Regions from separate parts of the Homo sapiens genome. Here all the other regions are linked to region 1. A link is a loop called in an ENCODE intact Hi-C map of the cell type or tissue named here. Cell type or tissue: heart left ventricle. All regions are shown on one strand.

What was found. Hi-C counts contacts between places; a loop is a spot of excess contacts. Peaks named below come from ENCODE experiments on the same cell type or tissue, not always from the same donor. Only the 100,000 strongest peaks of a DNase experiment are listed, where the experiment ranks them.
Region 2: a loop joins it to region 1, with 5 times the contacts of the local background. A loop is called at or near these places in 34 of 110 quality-filtered maps.
Region 3: it touches region 1 in a loop (4-fold over the local background); 14 of 110 quality-filtered maps call a loop at or near these places.
Region 4: a loop joins it to region 1, with 2.7 times the contacts of the local background. A loop is called at or near these places in 10 of 110 quality-filtered maps.
Region 5: it touches region 1 in a loop (2.8-fold over the local background); 55 of 110 quality-filtered maps call a loop at or near these places.

Annotation. Positions count from the first base shown.
Region 1 is chr4:119,040,009-119,045,008 of GRCh38, forward strand. All of the region lies in intron 4 of SYNPO2 (synaptopodin 2), which reads left to right. Among named protein-coding and RNA genes, the nearest start is that of SYNPO2-AS1, 58 kb to the left of the region's middle. In heart left ventricle, a CTCF peak has its summit at 2,154 (motif pointing right); no DNase peak of the experiment used is centred here; H3K27ac peaks cover 4,406 bases.
Region 2 is chr4:119,140,485-119,145,484 of GRCh38, forward strand. The region is part of intron 2 of MYOZ2 (myozenin 2); the gene reads left to right. Among named protein-coding and RNA genes, the nearest start is that of MYOZ2, 7.2 kb to the left of the region's middle. In heart left ventricle, no CTCF peak of the experiment used is centred here; no DNase peak of the experiment used is centred here; H3K4me3 peaks cover 4,962 bases; H3K27ac peaks cover 1,884 bases.
Region 3 is chr4:119,155,240-119,160,239 of GRCh38, forward strand. MYOZ2 (myozenin 2) reads left to right here. Exons shown (of 6, transcript NM_016599.5): 4 at 2,783-2,912. Among named protein-coding and RNA genes, the nearest start is that of MYOZ2, 22 kb to the left of the region's middle. In heart left ventricle, no CTCF peak of the experiment used is centred here; no DNase peak of the experiment used is centred here.
Region 4 is chr4:118,751,358-118,756,357 of GRCh38, forward strand. It overlaps SEC24D (SEC24 homolog D, COPII component), which reads right to left. Exons shown (of 23, transcript NM_014822.4): 12 at 1,340-1,531; 13 at 639-732. Among named protein-coding and RNA genes, the nearest start is that of METTL14, 68 kb to the left of the region's middle. In heart left ventricle, CTCF peaks have their summits at 366 and 2,471 (motif pointing right); no DNase peak of the experiment used is centred here; H3K27ac peaks cover 4,388 bases.
Region 5 is chr4:119,205,239-119,210,238 of GRCh38, forward strand. All of the region lies in intron 1 of LOC101929762 (a long non-coding RNA gene), which reads right to left. Among named protein-coding and RNA genes, the nearest start is that of USP53, 5.0 kb to the right of the region's middle. RefSeq lists an enhancer at 4,038-5,000. In heart left ventricle, no CTCF peak of the experiment used is centred here; no DNase peak of the experiment used is centred here; H3K27ac peaks cover 3,984 bases.

The DNA.
Region 1 (5,000 bases):
GATTCAGTCGCCCTGTGCTTCAATACCTCAGCTGTGAAACGAAGACAATAATAGGTGTACCTCACAAGTTGTTATGAAGATTAAATGAAACAATATGCATTTTGTATATAAAACACTGCCTGGCACAGAGAAAGTATTCAACACATGTTAGCTATTATTATTCTTCTAAGGGGCACTCAATAAACAATAGCTACTATTTTAAAAACTTCCAATGAGGAAAACACAATTAAACAAGTTCTTTTGTGTTCTCTGTTAATATGAATCCCAGTTTGAGACCCACAACTAAAATAGGAAAAGTAGAAGGAGTGTCGCTATAAATTTCACATTGACACAAGAAATCTATTCCCAGGAGTCGTTGAGAGATCTTTGTTTCTTCTCTTTTTTCTTCTTACTGAAGTTTATATGTTTACATTCCTCTGTATTCAGCCTGTTTGTCCATTTTTTCCTGCTTTGTGTTCATCTATTGTGCCAGCATTCTTTTCGTGGTATACAAAGATGAGATCAGATTCAAAAAGACTGGTTCAATATTTTTATAAAATAACATCAGCTTTGAGCCTCTACTATAAAGACACTGTTTTCAGTTCAAAGTACCAATGTTAAATAGAATGAATGTAGTGGACTTAGTAATATGAAGAGAGCTCTTCTGGGGAAATGTTTGTAAACCAAACATATTCTCTAAACAGGATAGTTGGTATCCTGAGTAACCTGGTAGCATAGTTGAAGCTTAAATAGGCCTATTACACTGAAAGTGGAGCAGTTGGCAACCCTATCCCTGAGACTACCCCACTTCAGACCTGCAACAGTTGGGCTGACCTAGGAGGGCGCAGCTCACAGCTGTCCTTATCCCTCCTTTCCACACTGTCCTAGGACAAAGGGTCAGCAACCTGGCCTTTTTAGAGTAATTGATCCCCTTGCCTGAGAGGCATGATCACTTTCCAAAAACAGAAAGAGTGAAACCTCGGCCTGAACAGAGCAAACTCCCAGCTCAGGGCAAGTGATGAAAAACAATTCTAAGAAGCTGAGCCACTGACATAGGGAGGAACTTAATATTCCAGCTGCCTTTCAAACCCAGGGAATTTTTGTGGGTTTTCTGGTACTTCTAGAATCCTTCTGAGTCAGAAGCAGAAGTCAAGACTCATCTTGAAGATAAAAAATCAAAACAAGCTGAGATTCTGAAAATGTTATCTGAATCCAGAATAGCTTTTGTTTCAAATGCAATTGAATTGATTTAGTCTTGCTTTCCTTTTGTGCCATTTAATTACATTTAAAAATAAAGCAAAACTAGGCCTCTTACTGTACTAAAAACCCCTTTGTTCTTTTTTCACCTAGCATATCTAACACTGATAAAGAAATGTTCACAAAACCATTTTCTAGAGCTAAGAATCTCTAAGGAATTGGTTGAACTAATATAATGTACTAATTTAAGGTTTCATTGCAATCCTTCCACAATTAGATCTTTGGTTTGGAGTTTTTTTTTTAATTCACACTCAGAGTCTGTTGGTTGTGGTTGGATTACTTATTACTGTTTAACAAATGGTGCAGATCATAATTCTTCACGTAAGTCCAATATGGGCTAGATTTTGAATTCTGCATTATGAAATACTCACTGAAATGTCACAACTCATTGTGGGTGGTATTACTGAAATAAACAGCAACACTAAATATATTACTTAGAACTTTTAATTTTAATTTTACATTGAATGAACTAATATGATTTCCTTTATATACAGCACTTTAGTATGAGCAAACTATTCCCTTCGTAGTGTAACATATAGCTTTCCACTTTTTGTTCCTAGTGTAAAATTAAGATTTCCCCACCTTAGAGATAGCCCCACCTTAGAGATTCTGATTTACTAGGTTTGGGTGGGACCTAGGAATTTGTTTTTGTAACATACAACCCAGGTGATTCTGATGCTAATGGGCTGTGAACTACACTTTGAATAACACTTTTCTAACATGCAAACCACTTAAATCAACTTTATTCTTTAAAACCCATAAATAGTTTTCCTGTTTATCCAGTCAGGGACAGCCAGACTTGTAAACTGCACCTGCTTCCACAGTCTTAGTGCCCCGTCTAAAAGGAACAGGCAGGCGCTGAAGCACTCATCTTGCCGATTTTATTTCAAACGTCCAGGAGATGGCAGCAAACTCTCCTTCCCTCTCAGTGCTTCACAGGCAGCCATTCTAAAGCTCGTTGCATTACAATTTGCTTTGAATATTCTTTTTTTAAAAAAGACAAAAGACTAAAGGGGGCCTTGAGACGTGATTTTTATCTGACCCCCTGCTTCTAATCAAGAATGAGTATAAATATTTCTAGGGATAGAATAGAATGATACAATTTTATTATCTAGAAAAGAGATTGAATTTCCTTGGCTATTTTTTCTTATCTCTGGGGAAAAAGATTGTATGACTTCCCTTGGCTGTTGGGCCCTAGACTCTGTTATCTCCAAATCCAAAATATTCTTACTAATAACTAGCTTAAATCTATCTGGCAGTAATCTAAACATTCTTATTTTGGGATCTAGGCTAATGGAAAATTTTGAAGCACTTTGAATGCTTATTAGCTTTTTAAAATGAAAATAAATACGATTATAAAATTTTCAAAAGAAAAAGGAAGTTCATGCACTTTATGCATCATAGGGAAAGAGCCCAATATTTTTGTTTAACTTTAACATTAATCTTGGCAAATAGAGTAGTATGTCAACAAAATGCAAAATCAGTCAGAGGCTGCTTATATGTTACAAGAGTGTACGGAACAAAGAAACAGGCAGACCCACTTGGTGACGGCTTTGATCCTAACAAGCACATTGTTTTCAAAACTTTGAGGCACTAAAGTTTATTTCTAAAACAGAAAAGATGGTGACGTGTTGGAAGTTCTGTGATGTGAAATATATGTTTGTACATTTACCAGTGGGAGGAGAAAAGACTAATGGGAGAGCTGGATATTATAAATGATGGGTTAATGCTGGAGCCTAGGTCACTGCACAGGTTTGATGCCATGTGGTCAATGAATGACTGATCTGTTCATTGTATTTTGTTTGTTTGGTTGGTTGTTTTTTTTCTTTTGTTTTTGTTTTGTTTTGTTTTGTTTTTAGACAGAGTCTCGCTCTGTCGCCCAGGCTAGAGTGCAGTGGCACCATCTCGGCTTACTGCCATGTTTTTTTTTGTTTTGTTTTTTGTTTTTGTTTTGGATAATTGCTTAAGAATTTAGACACACATACTACTAAAGGATCTCTCTTTTCCTCTCTTTCTCTCAAATGTGTATTGATGAGGGCCTATCCATTTTAGTCTCCCCAGAAGTTACTTTTTATCTTAGGCTAAGATTACATATCCATAGCAGTTAAGAGGGCTGATGTAGTATTTTAGCTAATTCATAATATTTTTGTAAATTCATCAATGCATTTGCATGAATTAATACTAAAAGTGAAAAAATTGTTTAACAATTGTAATAGTCAATAAATACCTAACATCAAATCAAAATGAAGGCAAACTTTGGGATGGGGAGAAGTCAGGAGAATACTAAAGAATGAGATCCTTTTAATAAATGTGTGGTCTACATGGCAAAATTTGCTGTAGTATTAACATACAATGTTATCTCAAGACAATTATACATTGCAGCTTCATGAATGCATTAAGAAAGCTATGCCGGCCAGGCGCAGTGGCTCACGCCTGTAATCCCAGCACTTTGGGAAGCTGAGGTGGGTGGATCACTTGAGGTCAGGAGTTTAAGACCAGCCTGGTCGACATGGTGAAACCCCACCTCTATTAAAAACACAAAAATTAGCTGGGCGTGGTGGCACATGCCTGTAATCCCAGGTACCCGGCAGGGTGAGGCAGGAGAATTACTTGAACCTGGGGAGCAGAGGTTGCAGTGAGCCCATATCGTACTGCTGCAGTCCAGCCTGGGTGACAGAGACAGACTCCGTCTCAAAAAAAAAAAAAAAAAAAAAAAAAAAGCTATGCAAATAAAAACCAGCTGTAATAGCAGCTATAGCCATGGGCAAAATTAAGTATTTGATCTCTAATTTCGTATGTCTGATAAGTAGACACACATTCCAATAACTCCCGAGACATCCTTTCAGTGATTAATGACAGACTACAACTATATCTGGAATTAGTGTTTTCAATGGAAGTAAATGCTGCTTATTCTGAAGAAATGTAACTGGGATACTTCTGATAAAAGATGTTTCCTAAGTTTCCCATTTGTATTTGAAAAGCACATGATCGTGACCATCATTGTATACTTCTCTTTAACCCATGTTTCTCCTCCAGCAAAACAATCACACATTTGAAAATCCCACATAGTTTATGGCATCTCCATGTCTCTAAAATGAAATGACATACATGAAATTATTGTGTAAATTCCCTCAAACAGGAAAGATATCATTAAATAAAACTTATCACTTGGACCAGAGATGTGATAAAGGAATTGAGCATAATTTTTTTCTATTCTGTGCTTAAGAAAACAAGCTGTTGATGCCTTTCCTGATGAAGAGCTGGATTTATGATTCCTAATTTTATTTTTATTTATTTTATTTTTGAGATGGAGTCTCACTCTGTCGCCCAGGCTGGAGTGCAGTGGCGTGATCTCAGCTCACTGCAACCTCCACCTCCCAAGTTCAAGTGATTAAGATTCCTAATTTTAAACCTCACTCTGGGGTCATGTTTTTGACCAGGAAAACATAAATATGATAGGGAGTAAATCTTACATTTCTCAAAGAACAGTAGGTTAAACAATTTCCCCAGGGCCCAGGATATTAATCAAAGGTTCCATTTAATAAGCTTAGAAACATAGTGGACAGAAAAGCAGTTACAAAGGCCAACTCAGTCATTTTCCTCATCCTGTATTCTCCACATCTTTGTGAAATTATGTTGTCACACACTGTATAGTTGCTGTGTCTTCGTCATTGCCATTAACTCGCTTTGAATTGTCAGAGATTTTTAATGTAATTAGAAGTCGTGACAGAGGATGCTTCTAAACACATCAGTGGGAAGTTTTG
Region 2 (5,000 bases), 100 kb after region 1:
AGAAAAATAAGAGCTAGAAAGGTTTGCATGTTTTATTTTGAAAACTGGTGTGCAGTCATATCTTGTGAATTCATAAGTTTTCTGAGCATCTAACCCCTAATAAGGCACTCCAGAAAATGAGTACAAGAGAACTAGGCTAAATTGTATTTTACACTGAAGTTGAAATTGCAGAGTTCAATTCTAGCTATGTTATTCCATCATCCTAACTTTCTTTGAAGGCTTTTTCACTCAAATATGTTTTAGACATACATCCTATAAACAGAACTAGATTATTCTGTTTGTATAATTCAATACATTGGTAATGTCATTTTTTGAATGTTTATAGATTTATACAGTTTTTAAATAATATTTTTATTAATGACAAATTTTTGAAAACTTTATAAAATAGCCTTAGAACTCAAATCAAGACAGAGACATATGAAATAAGAAAATAAAGAATCACAGATGGTATTCAAAATCAACTTTTTTATGTAGAGATAATTATCACAGAACTTTTTATCAATTGGAGTTTTAAGGCATTATCCAAAATCACAGTCTGGACTATGATCTTACATGTTATATGTAATATGTACATACATGTTACTTTATAGAAGAACATATTTTATGGACTATTATTCAATTACATAGGCCAACTGTCCAGGGACAGGAGGAAGAGTTCTGTGCAAATGCAGATAATCAATAAGCCCACCCTAAAGCAAATAAGCTTCAGCTAGCTACCCTCTAGTAATTGCAGTTGCCAATCATGGTAGAACAGTTTCAAAAGGTCTTTTGTCGTACTACAATTATTTGTAAGTGAGTGTCTTTGCAAACTATGGATTAGATTAACTCATCTAACTGAAGTTCTCAGTATAAATGACACCAATAAGAAAGTACACCTAACCATATTATTTTCTTTCTTTCTTTCTTTCTTTTTTTTGAGATGGAGTCTTGCTCTGTTGCCCAGGCTGGAGTGCAGTGGTGCAATCTCCGCTCACTGCAACCTCCACTTCCTGAGTTCAAGTGATTCTCCTGCCTCAGCCTCCCGAGTAGCTGGAATTACAGGTGCCTGCCACTACGCTTGGCTAATTTTTGTATTTTTTTAGTAGAGACATTTTGCCATGTTGGCAGGGCTGATCTCAAACTCCTGACCTCAGGTGATCCACCTGCCTCAGCCTCCCAAAGTGCTGGGATTACAGGCATGAACCACCATGCCCGGCCTTATTTTTAATAGATGATCTAATGCCACAAAGACAACCTTCTAAGCCATGAAGGCAAGGATATGTATTCTAAATAAAACATATCATTTATCAAGCATCAAGATTAAACACACCGTTAAGAACCTGTGCAAGGGTTTGCAGCGAAGGGCAGGCAACAGCTGAACTTAGAATCTGTGTGCTCAGCTGACAGCGTTCTTGACTCTGAAAGTTTAAGTAATGAGAGTGATCATGCATTAGATTCCTTAACTCACAAATGGTTCTGAAACCCTTGCTCCAGTGACATCATAAATTTAACTATTAGAAGGGAAGGGAAGGGAAGAAAACCTTGGAAAATTTTGTTTGTGTGTTTTATTTGTTTATGCAATACATCCCTGACACTGATGGATGTGCCCATTAGTATGCTATTATATATTTAACAATTGCTTCTTGAATGGGGCAGCAGTAGGGATGTTTTGATTTGTAGAATTTGCAAATTTCTGTGGTATAAATGCTTCCACCATGGCCAAATTCAAGCTACCACCATGGAAGCACTAAATGCAGAGCTGGAAACAGATATGCAGTAGTAGAACATTACATATTTTCCCTATACAGTTACAATGGATATAAATAACCTCAAGAGCGTAACGTCTCTTCTATCTTTTATAATCTAAATTGAACTTGCTATTTTGAATCCAGAATCAAAAAGTTGAAATATCGCATCCCCATCACATTGTCTAGTATGTTGAGGGATATTCATAGACACACTAAAAAATAAACTTGCTCATCCTTCCATGGTCCAAACACATAGTGACAGAGACTCCAAACACTTGCAAATAAGCAAGGGTGAATATTCCCTGTAGAACTCAGCAAAGCTGACGAGCAACTCCCGGGAAATTGTTGCAAAATACCCTCATGTACTCTGCTCTGTTTTTCTTATGCCTTTTCCATAGGCTATTTCTACCATTCCTGGGGACTGTGAAGTGCAGCATTTTGCTTTGTTTTGTTTGGGGATACTAGAGAGCCAGACAAAGCTGTTCTGCATTGCATTAGGAAGAAGTATAAAAATTTTTAAACATTTTAATAATAGACTTTATTTTTTAGAGTTTTAGACTTGCAGGAAAGTGAGGGAGAAAGTACGATGAGTTGCTGTATAAACTTCTTCCCCGCTGCTGTTTCCTCTATTATTAGCATCTTGCATCAGTGTGTATTTGTAACAACTGATGAACCAATATTGATAACTGTTGCACTCCATTTTGTGCTGCTATAACAGAATACCTGAGATTGGGTAGTTTATAATGAAAGACATTGTTCATGGTTCCAGAGGCCAGGGAGTCCAATATTAAGGTGCCAGCATCAAGGGAGGGTCTTTTTGCTGAGTCATCAAATGGCAGAGGACAAGAGAGAAAAGGGGGCTGAATTCATCTTTTTATAAGGTCACAAATCCCACCCATGAGGGTGGGGTACTCATGGCTTAATTACCTTTTAAAGGTCTGAGCTCTTAATACTGTTACAATGGCAATTAAATTTCTTTCTTTCTTTTTTCTTTTTTTTTTTGAGATGGAGTCTTGCTCTGTCACCTAGGCTGGAGTGCAGTGGCCTGATCTCAGCTCACTGCAACCTCTGCCTCCCAGGTTCAAGCGATTCTCCTGCTTCAGCCTCCCGAGTAGCTGGGATTACAGGTGCACACCACCACACATGGCTAATTTTTGTATTTTTAGTAGAGATGCGGTTTCACCACATTGGCCAGGCTGGTCTCGAACTCCTGACCTCATGATCTGCCCACCTGGGCCTCCCAAAGTGCTGGGATTATAGGCGTGAGCCACCGCGCCTGGCCTGGCAATTAAATTTCAACATGAGCTTTGGAAAGGACAGACATTCAAACCACAGCATTAACTAAAGTCCATAGTTTACATTAGGATTCACTCTTTGTGTTACGCAGTTCTACGGGCTTTCACAAATGCAGTGTCGTATATCTGCCATTACAGCATCACACAGGATAGTTTCTCGGCCCTAAAAATCCTCTATGCTCCACTTATTCATCCGTCTCTCTCTACCTCCTTCCAAGTCCCTGGCAACTACTGATCTTTATGCTACCTTCTAGTTTTGTCTTTTCCAGAATGTCAAATAGCTGGAATCATACAGTAAGTAGATTTTTCCGACTGGCTTCTTTTACTTAGAAATATACATTTAAGAATCCTTCATGTCTTTTCATGGCTTGATAGCTCTTAATTAAATTTTTTATTTTGAGTTTTTTTTAGATAATCATAGTTTCACCTGCAGTTGTTAAGATGTAATACAGGGCTATCCCATGTGCCCTTTCCCAGTGGTAACATCGAGCAAAACTATAGTACAATATCACAACCAGAATATTGACATTGATACAGTCAAGAGACATAATATTTCCATTCCCATAAGGGTCCCTCATGTTGCCCTTTCATAGCCATACCCACTTCTCTCTAGGCCCCATCTCTCCTTAAACCCTGACCAATCACTATTCTGCTCTCCATTTCTATAATTTTTCTGTAATTTCAAGAATGATATACAAATGGAATCATACAGCATATAACCTTTTGGGAATGGCTTTTTCATTCAGTGTAATTCTCTAGAGATTCACCCGGGTCTTGTTCTCAATGATTTGTTCCCTTTTGTTGCTGAATACCATGCTGTGGATGGACCACAGTGTTTTTAATAGTTTACCCATTGAAGTACATCTGGGTTGTTTTCAGTTTTTGATTATCAAGAAGGAAGATGCTATGAACATTTGGGTATATGATTTTTCAAGAACACAAGTTTTCATTTCACTGGGATAAATGTCCAGTATTGCAGGGTAGTTCTGCATTCAGTTTATAACAGAATTTATTAAATTGTTTTCTAGAGTGTCTGTACCATTTTATATCTTCAGCAGCTATGTATGAGTGACCCAGTTTCTCCACATCCTCACCAGCAAATGGTGCTGTCATCATTTTTCATTAAAGACATTCTGATAGGTGTATAGTGATATATCATTGTGATTTTAATTTGCATTTCCCTAGTGACTGATGATGTTTACCATCTTTTCAAATGCTTATTTGCCATCTGTATATCTTCTTCAGTTGAAATGCCTCTTCATGTTTTGGCCCACATTCTAATTGGATTGTTTGCTTTTTTAATAGTGAATTTTGATAGTTCTGTATTTATGCTAGACTGTTTTCAAGGTTACATGTTTTGAAAATATTGTTTCCCATTCTGTAGCTTGTCTTTTCATCCTCTTAGTAGGGTCTGTCTCAGAGCAAAAGTTTTTCATTTTGATGATGTCCAGTTTATCAATTATTCCTTTTATGGATCATGATTTTGGTGTTGTTTAGCAACTCTTTGCCTAGCCCTAGGTCCCAAAGATATACTAAAGTGATTTTTCTTCCTTAGCCCATTAACATGGTGAATCTTTGCCTAGCTCTAGATCTCAAAGATACAGTAATGTGATTTTTCTTCCTTAGCCTATTAACATAGTGAATTACATTGATTGATCTTTGAATAGTGAAACAGCCTTGCCTCCCTGGATTAAACCCCACTGGCTCATGATATAAAATTCTTTTCATATATTGCTTAATTATATTTGCTAATAATATGTTAAGGATTTTGCTTCTACGTGTATGTGGGATATGGGATATTGTTTTGTAATTTTTTCTGTGTGCGTGTGTGGTTTTTTTTTTTTTTTTTTTTTTTTGAGATAGGGTCTCACTCTGTCTCCCATGTTGGAGTGCAGTGGCCTGATCTCAGCTCACTGCAACCACCTCCCAGGCTCAACTGATCCTTCCACCTCAGCCTCCCAAGTAGCTGGGACCAACC
Region 3 (5,000 bases), 120 kb after region 1:
ACACTGGAAATGAAATTTCAGCATGAGATTTAGAGGGGACAAATATCCAAATCACATCAGTGGCCAACTAGACTTCAGCCAGATTATAAATAGGATGGGGACTCCAAATGACATAAATGCAATACCAAAACCCAGGTAACAGGAACAAATAAAGAAAGAGCACGAGAAGGTGGCATAGGTTTTATTGAAGTATTGGGATAATACAGAATATGGAGACATTTCCGGTAGATTAAGTTAGTTAGAAAGAAGACGGAAATTCTAAGATGGGTCTTAGAGGAAACCTAGGATTTGGTTTAGTAAAGAACAGAAAAGAGGGCATTCAAAGCAGGTGAAACAGCTTGTGGGGCTGAGGAGGGCAGAGGGTAGTAGTGGGGAACTGGCTTGTGGAAGTTTGCAAGGAATGAGAGGTAATGTTTATGAGGTGAGTATGACATCTACATTACCAAGCAAAAGAGTTTGCATTTTATTCACTAGGCAATTAGGAACAATTTCTAAAGATTGGAGTAATGCCATACCAGCATTTGTATTCGGTCTGACTGGAAGGAAAATGCTTGGTGGAAAATGAACAGAAGATAGATGATGACATGATAAAGTATGAGCAATGAGGATAACAGGAGCATGAAGACTAAAGTGAAAAAGGAAGATGGCATTTTAAAAAATGTCATAGTGAAAAAGAATCAGCTGGGTTTGGCTATTTATTCACTAAAAATTCAGCTAATATTCGCTGACTGCTTGTGCTATATAAGACACCATCTTAGGCTTTGTAAAAGACATATGGGCAAAATGAAATTCCCTGTTCTCAAGTAGCTAACAAGCTAGTAAATGAAACAGGACACAAAATATTATTTTAAAGGCGAATTATAGTAAATGATACGGGAGCGGCGAGAAGAAAGACAAAAAACTTTTTATTGGAAGGGGAGGAAGAATAAGGGAAGGGGTGTTTTTTAAATCACGACAGAGCCGACCATGGTAATGACGGAGAGGGGTCCTCTTGCTAGGGGAACTCCTATGATCAAAGATCAAAGGTAGAAAGGTGGAGAAACATACAAGATAATGGGGGAATCTTGATCTATGATCAAAGGTAGAAAAGCATACAAGATAATCGGGGAATTATAAGTGGTTTGGTTTTAAGCTTAGGGTACATCTTTAAAAACTGATGAGACTAGGTAGGCAGGTCTCAGTGCAAGGCTAAAACATTTAGGCTTATTCAGTATGCAATAAAGTGTGAACATGATGATGAGTTTGCAATTAGGCATGCGATGTTTAAAGTTGTAAAAATGTTTAAAGTCATAATATTTTTGCTATAAGTTTTAACCTCAGGCAGAGACAGCTCTAAGAGAATTCCTTCCCAAAATAGATCTTTTAAAATTCTAATAGAGATTAAGTATTTTTGTTTAAAAAGCTATTCGTTGAAAATATATATATGTTCCTGGGAAGTTAGTATATCATCAGACTATCAATATTTTATAAGTATAATTTATTCATGAAGATTTTATTTTATCATTGTCATTTTCTGCCCTGTCCAAATGTGGGCTTTGATGAAGCAGACGAAAGAACAAAGGCTCAAATTTGGACTACTGCTTTGAAAGTAGGCTTTTTTGGAATGCTGCAGAGATTAACATGAATGCAAAAGCCCTTGGGGAGGGGCTGTGTGGGTGAAGCATAAAAATGGAGATAAACTTTATTTCCTTCATAATTTTATTAAGTGAGGATCTTAATTTATGGCCTTTAGTTATGGTAAGTATTTAAATTTTAAAACAAAATTGTATTCTATCCTGAAATTGCTATAAAGTTAAATAAGTGTTAAAATGTAAAGGTATATTTCATCACAGAATCTTACAAACAAATATAGAAATTAAAAAATGAAAGATTTTCTGTATGTCACACACAAAAGAGTCAAAATCAGTGTCTAATTGCTATGCTTTTTACTAAATTTTTATTTTTGAAGTTAAAAGATGATTTGACCTAATCGCTTCTTTTTAAAATACACATATTTCCTATATGCAATTAAAACAATGATTTATTATGAGAATAAAACTTGGCTATACTTTTGAGGACATAACCTACTACGATGTCTATTTTTTTCTTAAAATGCAAACTGAACATTTTTAAGGTGCTATATTATTGCCATAGAATAAATCCTGTAATAGGAAAACAAATTTATCAAAATTTAAAAGACAAATGTATTTTTTCAGCATTTTATTTTCTAAAAATCAAAAATTTTTCCTTTTGCAAGTCTATGCAACTTAAAATATAAATGATTTTTGTGTTTTTTTGGAGTACATATGATTGCCGTTGAAATTTCAGGTTAGATTTTTAAACTTTCTAGACGTTAAAAAATCTAATTAAAGCCCAAATATAAATACAATGGAAGATAAGATTTACTAGGCCAAATGCTTAGCCAGTATGCTCTACATTATTAGATTAGTAAGGATTCAAAAATTAAATACATTTATCTCATAGGGATGGTCTGAACAGAAAATGAAATGATTGGTATGAACCACTACACACAGTGCCTGGCACACAGTAAGTCTCAATTTCAGCTCTAATCATTATTAAGTGGACTGTCATCATAAAATAGATCTTAGACTGATATCAGTAAATCTTCTCATTCAAGTGCGCAACCATCTTACTATGAAAAAAATTATTGAGGTCCCAGGAAGTAATGAAGCGACATTGCATTTAAATTATAAATATACAATTGAAGTTTTGCATATATAGCTCCTATTATTGTGCTTACATTTTTGAGTTTTCAGCAGAGTTTACTTTTGATTAAATACAGCACAGTATTGCTATGCAGAATGGGAAAGTGGATGGAAGTAACTTGGAAGGTGGTTCGCAGCAAGCCCCCTTGACTCCTCCCAACACCCCAGATCCACGAAGCCCTCCAAATCCAGACAACATTGCTCCAGGTAACCAATCCCCTTACCAACAGAGCAATAAAATTTCTGTGTACCTAATGATATGACTCAAGGCATTTAAAGCCTTTATTGAATAGTATTTAAATAATATATCTTTTCTCATTAAGTATGTTTTTGGGCCCCAGGCACGGTGGCTCCCAATCCCAGCACTTTGGGAGACTGAGGTGGGTGGATCACCTGAGCCCACAAGTTTGAGACCAGCCTGGATCACATGGTGAAACCTAGTTTCTACAATAAATACAAAATTTAGCTGGGTATGGTGGTGCACACTTGTAGTCCCAGCTACTTGGGGGGCTGGGGTAGGAGGATCATTTGAGCCCAGGAGGGGCTGCAGTGAGCCATGATCACACCACTGCACTCCATCCAGCCTGGGTAACAGAGTAAGACCCTGACTCAAAAAAAAGTTTCTTTTTTGGATAAATAGAAGACAAATGCAAAAATTCAAACCTAAAGGAATCACATAAAACATTTATAGTAGCCATACGTTCTTTGTTTTAGATGGTCTGTTAATCACCTGCTATATTGAAAATTATAATAAGTAATTTGTAATTATATTGAAATCCTATTTGTATAGGACTGTACAATTTATAAAGTGCTGTGATATATATTGTCTTCTTTAATTTCGCAGTAACTCTATGACATATTAATTACAATCCTCATTTTATAAATTAAGACGTTGAGGTTATGAATGTCTATGAAGCAACAAAGAATGAATAAGACCTAGTATTTGACAGCACAACAGGGTGACCATAGTCAATAGTAACCTAATTGTACATTTTACAATAACTAAAAGAGTATAACTGGATTGTTTATAACATAAAGAATAAATGCTTAAGATGATGGATACCCCATTTATCCTGATGTGGTTATTGCACATTGCATGCTGTTATCAAAATATCTAATGAACCCCATAAATATATACACCTATTATGTACCCACAAAAGTCAAAAATAAAAATCTTTTAAATTAAAATTACAAGAGAAAAAAGAATTAGGGCCAGGCACAGTGGCTCACAGCTATAATACCAGCATTTTGGGAGGCTGAGGATCACTTTAGGCCAGGAGCTCGAGACCAGCCTGGGCAACATAACAAGACCCTATCTCTACAAAAAATAAATAAATAAAACAAAAAAGAATTAAGCCCAGATCTGGTACCAAATTTACAACTGCCTCATGTCAACAGACCTTATGGAGATTGTTTTTGTTTTCTCTGTTCCCTCAAAGGACTTTCAATGCAGCTCCTAAAGAGTATACATTTGTTTATCATTTTAAAAGAGAATCAACTCCTTATTCAGTCAGTTTATAGTCTTTATAAATAATGTTGGGCATTAAAATAGGACATCTTTCAAAAAATTACATTATCTAATTAGACAACTTTTCAAAGTAACCTATAGTGTCTTTGAAAATTCAAGCATTTCCTCAAGAGTAGTGTATAGATTTCAAAAATTTAAAATAGTTATATCTTGAAACTAAAGATATATGTCTAATTTTTGTAAAATAAACAGTAAATTTAGCAAAAGTACTCCTAGCATTCTTCTCAAATGTAATACTATTTTTGAAAATATGTAAATATTTTGAGATAATGTTATACAGGTACAGCACCTGTACAACATTAAATATTATTTAAAAATAAGGTATTAGAGCATTCTTAATGAGCACGATGAGAAAAACTGTGGATAGACTTAGCAAAATAATACCGAAGGAAACCAATTAGGCACAATTAAAATGCATACAATTCTGAAATGGATTATTTTAATGAAGTTCTCTGGTAGCTTTCAACAAAAGTTATGGCAGAAAAGCAGGTAATAGGGTCTGTATCTACATCATCAACCACATGAGAAAAGAAATAAGGTTTAGAATCAGACAGATCTGGGTTCAACCCTATGGCTCTTCCCATTTTACTACCATGCTGGGAAAGAAAATACATCTCTTTGGGCCCTAGTTTCCTCAATCTGTAAAATAGAGAAAGAAATCTCGCTTTACAGGGTCACTGTGCAAAGTAAGTGTGATGGTATGCGAATAGTCCCTAACATATAATAAGCACTCAGTTAAAGTTAATTCTTTCCCCATCCACCTTTAC
Region 4 (5,000 bases), 290 kb before region 1:
AGTAGAGACGGGGTTTCTCCATGTTGGTCAGGCTGGACTCAAACTCCCAATTTCAGGTGGTCTGCCTGCCTCAGCCTCCCAAGGTGCTGGGATTACAGGCGTGAGAGTGAGTGCTTTTTAATCATTACGGCTTCTTCAGTTTACTGTCTTCATTACTATGAGAATGATCAGAGTCATTTTGGACTCAGCTTCCCAACTGGAGACATGGCCAACCTCTCATCTACTTCTGGCAATCAGCATTCACATCTCTGTCACTGACTGTGACAAGGCCTTGGCCTGTCATGTTTGAAAATCCCATGGCTGGGGAGGGTGATATGGGAATCTGGTAGTTCTGATATTGTTGGACTAATTTTAAAATAGACCATATAAAGTTCATATAAAAGCCAGAGGGAGGAGCTAAACTGGAAATCCTGGCAAAATGAGTTGCTCAGATGCTAACAGTGCTGGAATGGACACACTGGGAGCAATCTGTGGTTTTGGTCATTTCCTCCTGAGATCTGAGTGGAAGTTTGGAATAGCCTCTAGTGACCCACGTTTTAATGAAGACTGTCTTTTCTTTCATAAATGAAACTTTCTTATTTTTTGTCTCTCTGTTTTTAAAATTTATTTACTAGCAATTAGAAGTGGCTTCTTCTCACCTTTAGTGCTTCCATGCCAGCCTGGATGACAGGAGCAAAGACAGTCTCATTTTCATTAGAGTCTGCAAACATGTCTGGAATCTGGTCCAACAAACTATAAGACATGAGTAAGCAAAAGGTTTGAAATGTTTAGCATATTTTAATAAACTTCAAGCAATAAATCACTAACATTTCAAGCCTAAACACATATGGTATTTATTTGACACCAACACCTATAGGTAATTTTTCCTTAGGAAATGATATCTTAGCGTGGCTTGGCACCAAAATCTATGATTTGAATGGAACATTTACAAAATCATTCTTTGTAGATATTTTTTCTATTCACTGCAATACTGATCTCTTAGACCATAAATTCTTGGAACAGTGGCTACATCTTCAGTTATTACCATCATCATTGAATACATTCATCCATATATAGGAAATAGCTCCCTTGCGATACCTTTCCAGAAAAAGAGGAAGAACCAATAGGGCTGAATGTGAGCATTTAAAAAATTCTTAGATACTGGTCTATATTTAAAAATCTCTTAGATACTTGTCTATATTTAAAAAAGACTGACTTAACATAAATGATAGAGTTTTATAATCTGTGTCTTGAAACCCCCTTGCTAATGATAAAACAATGTATGATTGAATCAAAACACAGTGCAATTAAAGACAAAACACCTGATTTACTTTTAAATTATAAAACACTTGATATTTACTTATGAATCACAGATTGGGATTCTTGATAGTTGACAAGGAAACCATCCAACAAAGGAACAAAGACTTCTCCAACATCAGTCACCACCATCATCTGAGGCTGGGCCAGATTACTCTTCACATTAAAGAAATGGAGAACTTTGTTATATGTGATAAAACCCACTCGAATTGCAGACGTCTCTTCTTGCTCTTCCCTGTAAGGAAAAAAAAAAGTGTTTGAGATGCTTTATAAATTTAGATGAAAAGGAGGTTTCTATCTGAAATTCAGTAAGTGTGTCTTCTATAAAATACATAAAAACATGTTTAAAGTTTTTGTCTTACTTTCTGTTACCAAGTGTAAACAATACTAGTCACGGCAATGGGGGATAGGAGTTATTACAAAAATAAACAAACTGATAAGGAAAAAAATCCTCAAAATTCTAGGTAAAAATCAAGTAAACACTTGTTCATATTTCTGTAACATATTTATTTTCAATCTATAGAAAACAATAATGCTTTTTTCATGAATAAGCTAGGCTTCTTACATTCCTTATAAACAAGGCTCTCTCAAAAGTCACCAGAAGGTCAGAAGAACAAATGGAATATTTGAAGCAAGGGATGAGGAAGCCATACTCATATTACTAACAGGACAGCTGCTTTTATTGAGAAAACACTTGCTCCTCTTCTCTGATTCTTTTCTTACATATCAGAGAATCTCAACAGAAAATAGGCTAGATTTGGGGAACTATATACCTTATAAACACATAGTATAAATATATAAAATAAGTTACATTTATAAAATGACAGTGTAATTGTTATTAGGTGACCATTTATGATGGTCATGGCAAAGCACTAAAAAGCTCCAAAGCTCTAAAACTGTAACAAAAAGTAGATTTTTTTTTTTAAGGAATTCCAAAACGAGGCCTTAGTATTCCTGTAAGTATAAAGGCATGAATGTTCTCGTTCCAGTCTATAGTCTATAGTGAGTACCTTCAGAATTTCATGGTCTAAACTTAGTTTCATGTTTGTTGAGTGCATTGTACAGTCTATTTTTGTCTCCCCTAAAAGAAAACACATAGATACTATTGATGCTCTTACCAATTTTCAATGGAGAATATTACATAGTGCTCAATGGTTAAAGAAAAGACACAAAACATACATGCCACTTTCTTTGACCATTAGATGTCAGCATAACTTATTTTGATTAAAGGACAACTTTTTTGAAAAGGAACCTGGTTTGCCCAGCTTCTAAATTTTGCATACGGCCTAAAGAGTTACTTGAGTACAAGGGAGAGGAAAATGGAAGTATCTAGATGGAAGTATCTCAAGTTCAAATTGCTGATTCTGCTGCAGACTTACCAATTTCTTTGATATGTCAACAGAGTACAGGCTGATAAGGTACTGACTCTGAACTGTGTTTTCTTCTCTACTTCCTTCACTAACTGAGGCTATTTGTTCTTCACTGGGCAGTTTAAATAGATTCTCATAATCCCTTCCAAAAGCACTTGGAAACTGTTTATATTCTGGACACTTGCAAAGCTTTCAGAAATGAGAATCCCTATTCTTTCTAACTACACATACAACAGACACTCACACACACCTCAATTATCCTAAATGGTGCAACTTTATGCAACTAACCACTATGCTATACTGCATCCATACTCACCCCAACCCCCACCCGATTCATTTGAATCTTACTCTTCAAAACCAAGTGCAAATTCTTCCTCCTCTGTGAAATCTCCCCGATGCTACCAATTAGAAGTCATTTCCTCTTCTAAACACTTATAAATCATTCTCATTGGGCTCTTAGCATAAGGTACCTTTTAGTCACAAGTCCTTGACTGCATGCTAATAAAGGACAGGACCCAAAGCTTATGTTATCTGTCCCCTGAGGGTCGGGTACAATGTGGGGAATTCGATATTTAACTGAGGATGACTATCATGATGGTGAAAAACTGGATTTGGGATGTCAAGTTAGAGCCCCAACTGATAACCCAATAGTATACATTTCTTCCCAACTCCAGTTTAGTCATGTCACCCTGATAGTTTAGAACCAGCCTGGCTAGAAGCACTGACACCATGGATTGAGCTAACACTACAAATTAAGGCTTTATTTTTTTGAGAGCTTACCAGCACACCACTAGTTAAGCTCCCATTTCCCAGTAAAACTTTTTATGACATTAGGTGAAAAATATCCCAGCAAATCACAAAGGGCTTTTATTCTCTTTTAATAGTTAATTTAGAATCAACTAAGGCAAAATACATAAAAGAAAATCTACAGAGGAAAAACTAGATTACTATTTCCCATTGGATTTGGACATTTTCAAGTGACGGGAAAGGAGTATCCTGGGATTCACAGGGTTCACTTAAGATCTAAATTAACATTTTTTAAAAGCATCTAATCAGAACATCCTACATTATTGCAAAATATTAGTACTGGTCTCCATGGGAACTTTTTTTTATTTGTTTGAGAAACAGAACTGTCCTAAAATTTTCTTCAACGGTGTAACTGCCTTATTAAATCATATCCAGAAGAAAACTAATTTTCAGCCTCTCCTTCCTATTAATTCTAGACATGTTTTGTGAAGTTATATAAGAGATTTCATAAAGACTAATACATTGATGTTCTTTTTTTCAATGATTACTTCTCTCAATGCTTGACCCATCATCATTTTAATGGAATGAACCTGACAGAGCAATACTGAAGACATTGGTAACTAGATGAACCAGAAAATTTTAAGATCAAGCATTTGGAACGTTTTAGTTACAGCAGCATTAAAAACAAACAGACAAAAAAAAAAAAAAGGCAAAATAACTAAAGAGCTTGATCTGAATAACAGATGAAACATTCAAATCTTTTCTTTCCTGTTCCAGAGAAGTCAGAAAAGTCTGGCGACCTTGAGAGGCCAAAGGTATAAATTCAAAGTTAAATAGTAAAGAATGAGGCCTTCCTTTTTCAAAAGATCAGCTAAGAGATTAACACACTCTCAGATGTTAATCAAGACTTCAGACTGTGCTTTTTAAAAAGCTGTTTGGCAAGTAGATCAAATTGATGACAATCTTACCTTAAAAAAAATAAAGTTACACATATGCACAGCCCAAAATAAATTTCAGGGGAGAAGAAACAACCAGATTTGTTTTAAAAGATAAAGTAGAAAAAGGTAATTGGCTTGAATAAAATCTTTTAAAAGAGAGATCGGAATAGTGGCAGAGAATAACCAACAGTATCCTTTTATTTTTTCCTCCTATCTTTTGCCAAAGTCACACATCTGTGCTCCAATGGTACATAAAGTTATAATGACACCAAAGGAAAGAGTATGATTTCATAACTTATATCAACAGGCTATTAGCTTCATATCACCAGCATTGATAAGGAACAAGGGACTGGTGAAGTAACTGTCTAGGATAATAGATTAGCCTAAGTTGAACCAGTTTGAGAGAAGGAAAAGAGAGAAAGACCATTTCCAGCAATTAGAGTAGTTTTCTTTCATGCTAATCAAGTTCAAATTCAGATTAAACCAACCCCATGAGAGAGTTCTGTAATAAAATACATCATATTCAGCAGAAAATCCATACTTCTCAAGTTTCCTTAAGAATAGGGTAAGGGAAACTACAGTCACAAACACATCTGCAGGCATCAGACGCCTTTCTTATGCCACCATCTTCAACTTGCTCCCAGCTCAT
Region 5 (5,000 bases), 170 kb after region 1:
GTCACACAGGCTTGGATTTGTTATATTTCCAAGGAGTGGGAAAATAAGTTTGATAAATTTGCAAACACGATGGTTGTTTTTTGTACAGTCAGAGAACTACCATGGATATCACAATTCAGAAAAAAGAAAATATTCGCCTTTGAAATACTCTTGACCTCCTTATGTTCTCTTTCCTTTGTCTTATAAAAAGGTACAAAAGTGCCACGTATGTTTATCAATATTCTAATATTTGAATATATAAGAAATTTTACTGTACTTTAAGAAAGAAAAGAGTTCCATCTTCCATGAAACTTCAGAATACTTCATGGAAAATTGTTCACACTAGGCAAATTCCAAATGTTAAGGAATTGGATTTCAGTTCTGGTTCTGCCAGAGTCTAGAATGACCTTGGGTAATTTTTCTTCCCTGGGCTTAAGTTTTCTCATATGTACAGTGAGGGATTTTAACAAACTAATCTCTGAGGTCCTTTCCATCACTAAGATACTAAGATTCTAAGGCATCTTATATATAAAATAATTTTATAAAACTAGTTTTATAAAAAGTTGAAGAGAATTGATGTTCATAGAAAGGAATGCTAGTGAATAACTTTATGACAATTAAACCTCCAGATATTTTTGGCCAATACTTCTGGACCTATTATTAGTGCAGTACATACTGGCTTTGTTCATTTCTACTTACTCTACTGCATTTCCATGGCTGTAACTTGACAGCATATTTAACTTATATGGTCTTTTATTTAGTCATTCATCTTCTGTTTATTGAGTGCTTCCTATGTTCTAGACACTATGCTAGGTACCTCATTTTCATTATTTCTAAAATAAGGATATTAGTAATATCTAAATATTAATATTTAGGGTCATTGAAAAAGTTAAATAAAATAGTCTGCATAAAGCAGTTAGTTTCTAACACATATTTAGGGATTAAATAACAATTGAGAAAAGGCACTTTCACATATTTAGAACACTGTACTCTAATTCTTCCATTTAAGCATGAGGAAAGAGAGGTTAAAAGAGGTTAAAACTGATCTGCCCACAGTCATACAACTACTTGTTGAGAGCAAAGAACATTCAGTGTTGTTTCTATCATATCCACGTTGCTTCTGAGCACAAATAATTCCACAATTTGTTTTTTTTTTCATTCTTTTGCTCAGATTACAAAACATTGCCAGAAAAAAAAAATTACAAAACTAGGCAAATAAGTGTCCAGAGGGGCTGGCAGTCCTACTTAATCCTGTTAACAGCAATCCAGTTAGCTAGGATACCCTGCTACACACAGATGAAGAAACTGAGATTTATGGAAGTTAATAGCTTTTCAAGATCACACAAACAATAAATGGCAATGTCAGGATTTAAATCTGTTTCTGTCCAGGTACAAAAACCATACTATTTTATGACACCATGTTGCCCTTAAACATTTCTTTTCTTGGCTTTCTAACACTTTTAGTTCTGCCATTAGGATTAATTTAGGCTGCAGCTGGGGCAGAAGGTCAGGAATCCAGTCTTCGTCAACATTTTCCTTAATGACATAGCTGAAGACAAAGAAGATATTACTAATTTTTGCAATACAAAAATAGAGGAAGAATAGTGAATCTTATGAGATAAGATGAAACTTACTGGCATGAAACTTCAAAGCAAAATAAGATACTTAAAAGAAATGAAGAAAACCAATGATGGGGTTGCTTGTGCTCTGAGACAGCATAAATATTTGTGTCCAAAAAAGAATAATGGCATTAAGATTTGGAAAACCTGGCTTCCTATCACTTTATAAAAGAGAAATAAATTAAAAATCAAGTATTTTGAACATAAACTAATATTGGTTAACAAAGTGACACAATTGCAAAACAATCTTATTTAAACTATCCTGATAAGAAAACAGTGTCTGAACTATGGGAGGAAGTAATTTCTCCAAACCACAATTGGGGTAATTGCAAAAATCTGTTTTTATTTTTGGGCACCACATATTTTTCTGAAGTTGACAAGACAGCATCTTGAATTCAGTCACATGGATGGTATGTGAGGCTTGTTACTGCATTTGCCAGGAACATGTTGATGAAGCCATTGTCAGTGAACATAGATAAGAGTCTCCTTAGATACAGGCTCACATGGGGGAGAAAAGCATTTTAAACGATGACAGAAAAATGTTTTCCTGTTACTGATAACTTAAATATCTCATTCACTTTTGGTTTTAGAACATAGCCAAACTGAAGTTTAAGTTACAGGCTCATGCATATATCTGTTCTTTTGCTCTCGCTCTTTACCTTTTACTCTTATTTTAATTCCTGATAGCTCTGATTGTTTTTTCTTATTTATGTTTGACCTCCATTTTTTATTATATGCCAGAATTTATTTAAAATCATTTAAATCATTTGTAGGATGAGGTGAAGTACTGTATAATAAATGAATGAATATGTGGATTAGTGTAATATTTACTAGGCTTTCAAAAATCGTTGCTAGAGTGGAGTATTTTAGCTTAAAAACACAAAAGATATTTTCAGTGTTAACTACTATCTTATGAAAAAGGAGAATATAGATTTCTGTTGTTTCAAAGGACAGAAATAAGGCTAGTATGTGGAAATTACTAGGAGATAGATTCCAACTCATTGTGATGAACATTTTTTTGAGTTAGTCTTAAAAGGGCAATAATAGGCTGCCCTGCAAAGCATTAGGTTTTCTATCACTGTTACCATATTTGAACAGAAGCTGATAGCCCACTGGTGAGGATGATCCTCCATTGAGTGGGAGGCTGGACCAGATGAAATCTAAAGCTTTCTGTACTTTTGAGATTTTAATTAAATACATATCATTGTCATCAATGATAATGGGATTCTATAAGAACATTTTTTTTTTTTTTAGTAATCAGCATTAGTAATCATAATAATGGCACTAATGGCCATCATAACCTAGTGTGGGACTTTACAGTTGCTTTTATCTAGGGCCTTATAAAAAGATATTTGTATAAGTATTTCTTCTCACCCCAATTTTAATGATAAGAAAATTAGAATGTTTCAATGTGAAATAACATACAAGGGTAATGAAATTGCCTACGCTGACCCTAAGTCAGCAAAAATTAAAGAGGCCACTAGTTAAACCACTAGCAGTGATTTACTAGCAAATGTTGACCTTGTTATGGCAGAGCCTTAGAAGGTCTGGGATGGATGGCCAGAAAAGTTTCAGCCAAGTAAGAGCTAGCTAAGATATCATGGATATTGAATTTGAACTTCCAGTGTTTAACAAAATGTCATGCTGCAGAGCTTTAGGAATCCAGTAAATACTGAAGTCCAGAATTCCTTGTAAGAGGAGAGAGGATCCTCAGGAACTCTCTCTCTCCTTCCCACTTCATCTGTGCCTTACTCGTTCAGACCAGCTACTTTCAATGACAAGGCACATTACTATAGCAATCACTTAGAGACCCATGGGAAGAATGTTCTAGGCCAGTAATTCTCAACCTTGATCCTACTGACATTGGGGACTAGATAATTCTTTGTTGTGGGAGACTGTCTTGTCCATTGTAGGATGTTTAGCAGCATCCCTGCCCGCAACTGTGACAACCAAAAATGTTTCCAACCATTGCCAAATGTCCATGGGAGAGAAAACCACCCCCAGTTTAGAACTAGTCTTCCAGACATAGAGAATAGAGAATGCAAAGCCTTGAACAGCATGAGATGTTGTTGCGGAAGCAGGAACAGATCATTCAGGGGTCTATAGGCCTTGGCAAGAATTTTGGATTTTATTCTATGTGAATGAAAAGTCATTGAACAATTTAAGTTGGGGAGTAACATGTCAATATTTTTAAAAGACTAATTGGCTGCTGTGTGGGAAATAGATTTAAAACCATGAGGATAAATGACATCTCAGGATCAGGCACTAAGGCACATCAACATTTAAAGCAGATTGAAAAGTACAAGAGAAAAGGAGGCTGAGAAAGAGAAGCCCATGAGGCAGGATGAAAGCCATAAAGGAATGATGTCACAAGAATTGAGATGAAGATGTCAAGGAGGGAGTGGTCAATTGTGACTAGATTTTTCTGGTTGACTCATCCCTGAGTCACAGCCTAGAGATTTCTCTTCTTGCCTAGCTATAGTTTCCCCTACAGTTCTTCTGTACCTTATTCCAAATGAATCATTCTGCCCCAGAACTTACAAAGGCTTCCCATTGTAGTCCTGTACTGGCCTTGTTCAATCCTGTTTCTAAAACTTTGCTCTTTTAAGTTACATATCTTCCTCAATGCCTTCAAATACACTTGCTTATAATCCTTCCAAGCTGAAGTTCATATTTGATCTCCCACAGAAGCCCTCTCCAACTTTAGCCCACACAGATGACTCTATTCAAAAAAATCAACAAAACTTCCAATTTTTACTCCATCCAATAAACACTGCTTGTTAAGCATCTGTGCTAGGCACTGTGCTATGCCTTGGAAACATGAAAAAACAGAGAGCTTAGGTAGTAAGGAAATTCACTTGTCAGTCCTTATGGATGCATTTAGGAAAAAAAGGATTCTGTCTAGTATCTAACCCTGAGTCAGTCATTGATCTACTACTTCCCTATGCTATATTTCACTCTACCCCACCCAGCTCAGTCATGGTTAAGCTGTTGATTACCTCCTGGAACTACTGGGTTACAGCTCCGCAGGACACAATGTTGCTATTCCTACCAGACATTAGTGGCAGGGTGCATCTAGCCACAGGGTAGCACATTTCTCAAAGTCTGAGTTATAATCAATCCAGAATAACACTAAGAGGTGTGTATATGTGCTGGTGGTGTGAACTTTGGCTAAGCCTCAGCTGAATGATCTAGGGTATTCTTTGGCATGCCAAGCCTGCTCCCTTTCATGATCTCTTTGCCTGTGTGAGGTGCAGAGATTGGTCTTCACAAATTTGGGTCCAGCCAATCAGAAACTAGGGAATCAAACCCACACACGTCCCTCAAGGACAAATAGTAAGAATTAAAATATTTTAAATCCTTGTTGTGACTTTCCCAATTACAAATTTTCTGGGAGCAACA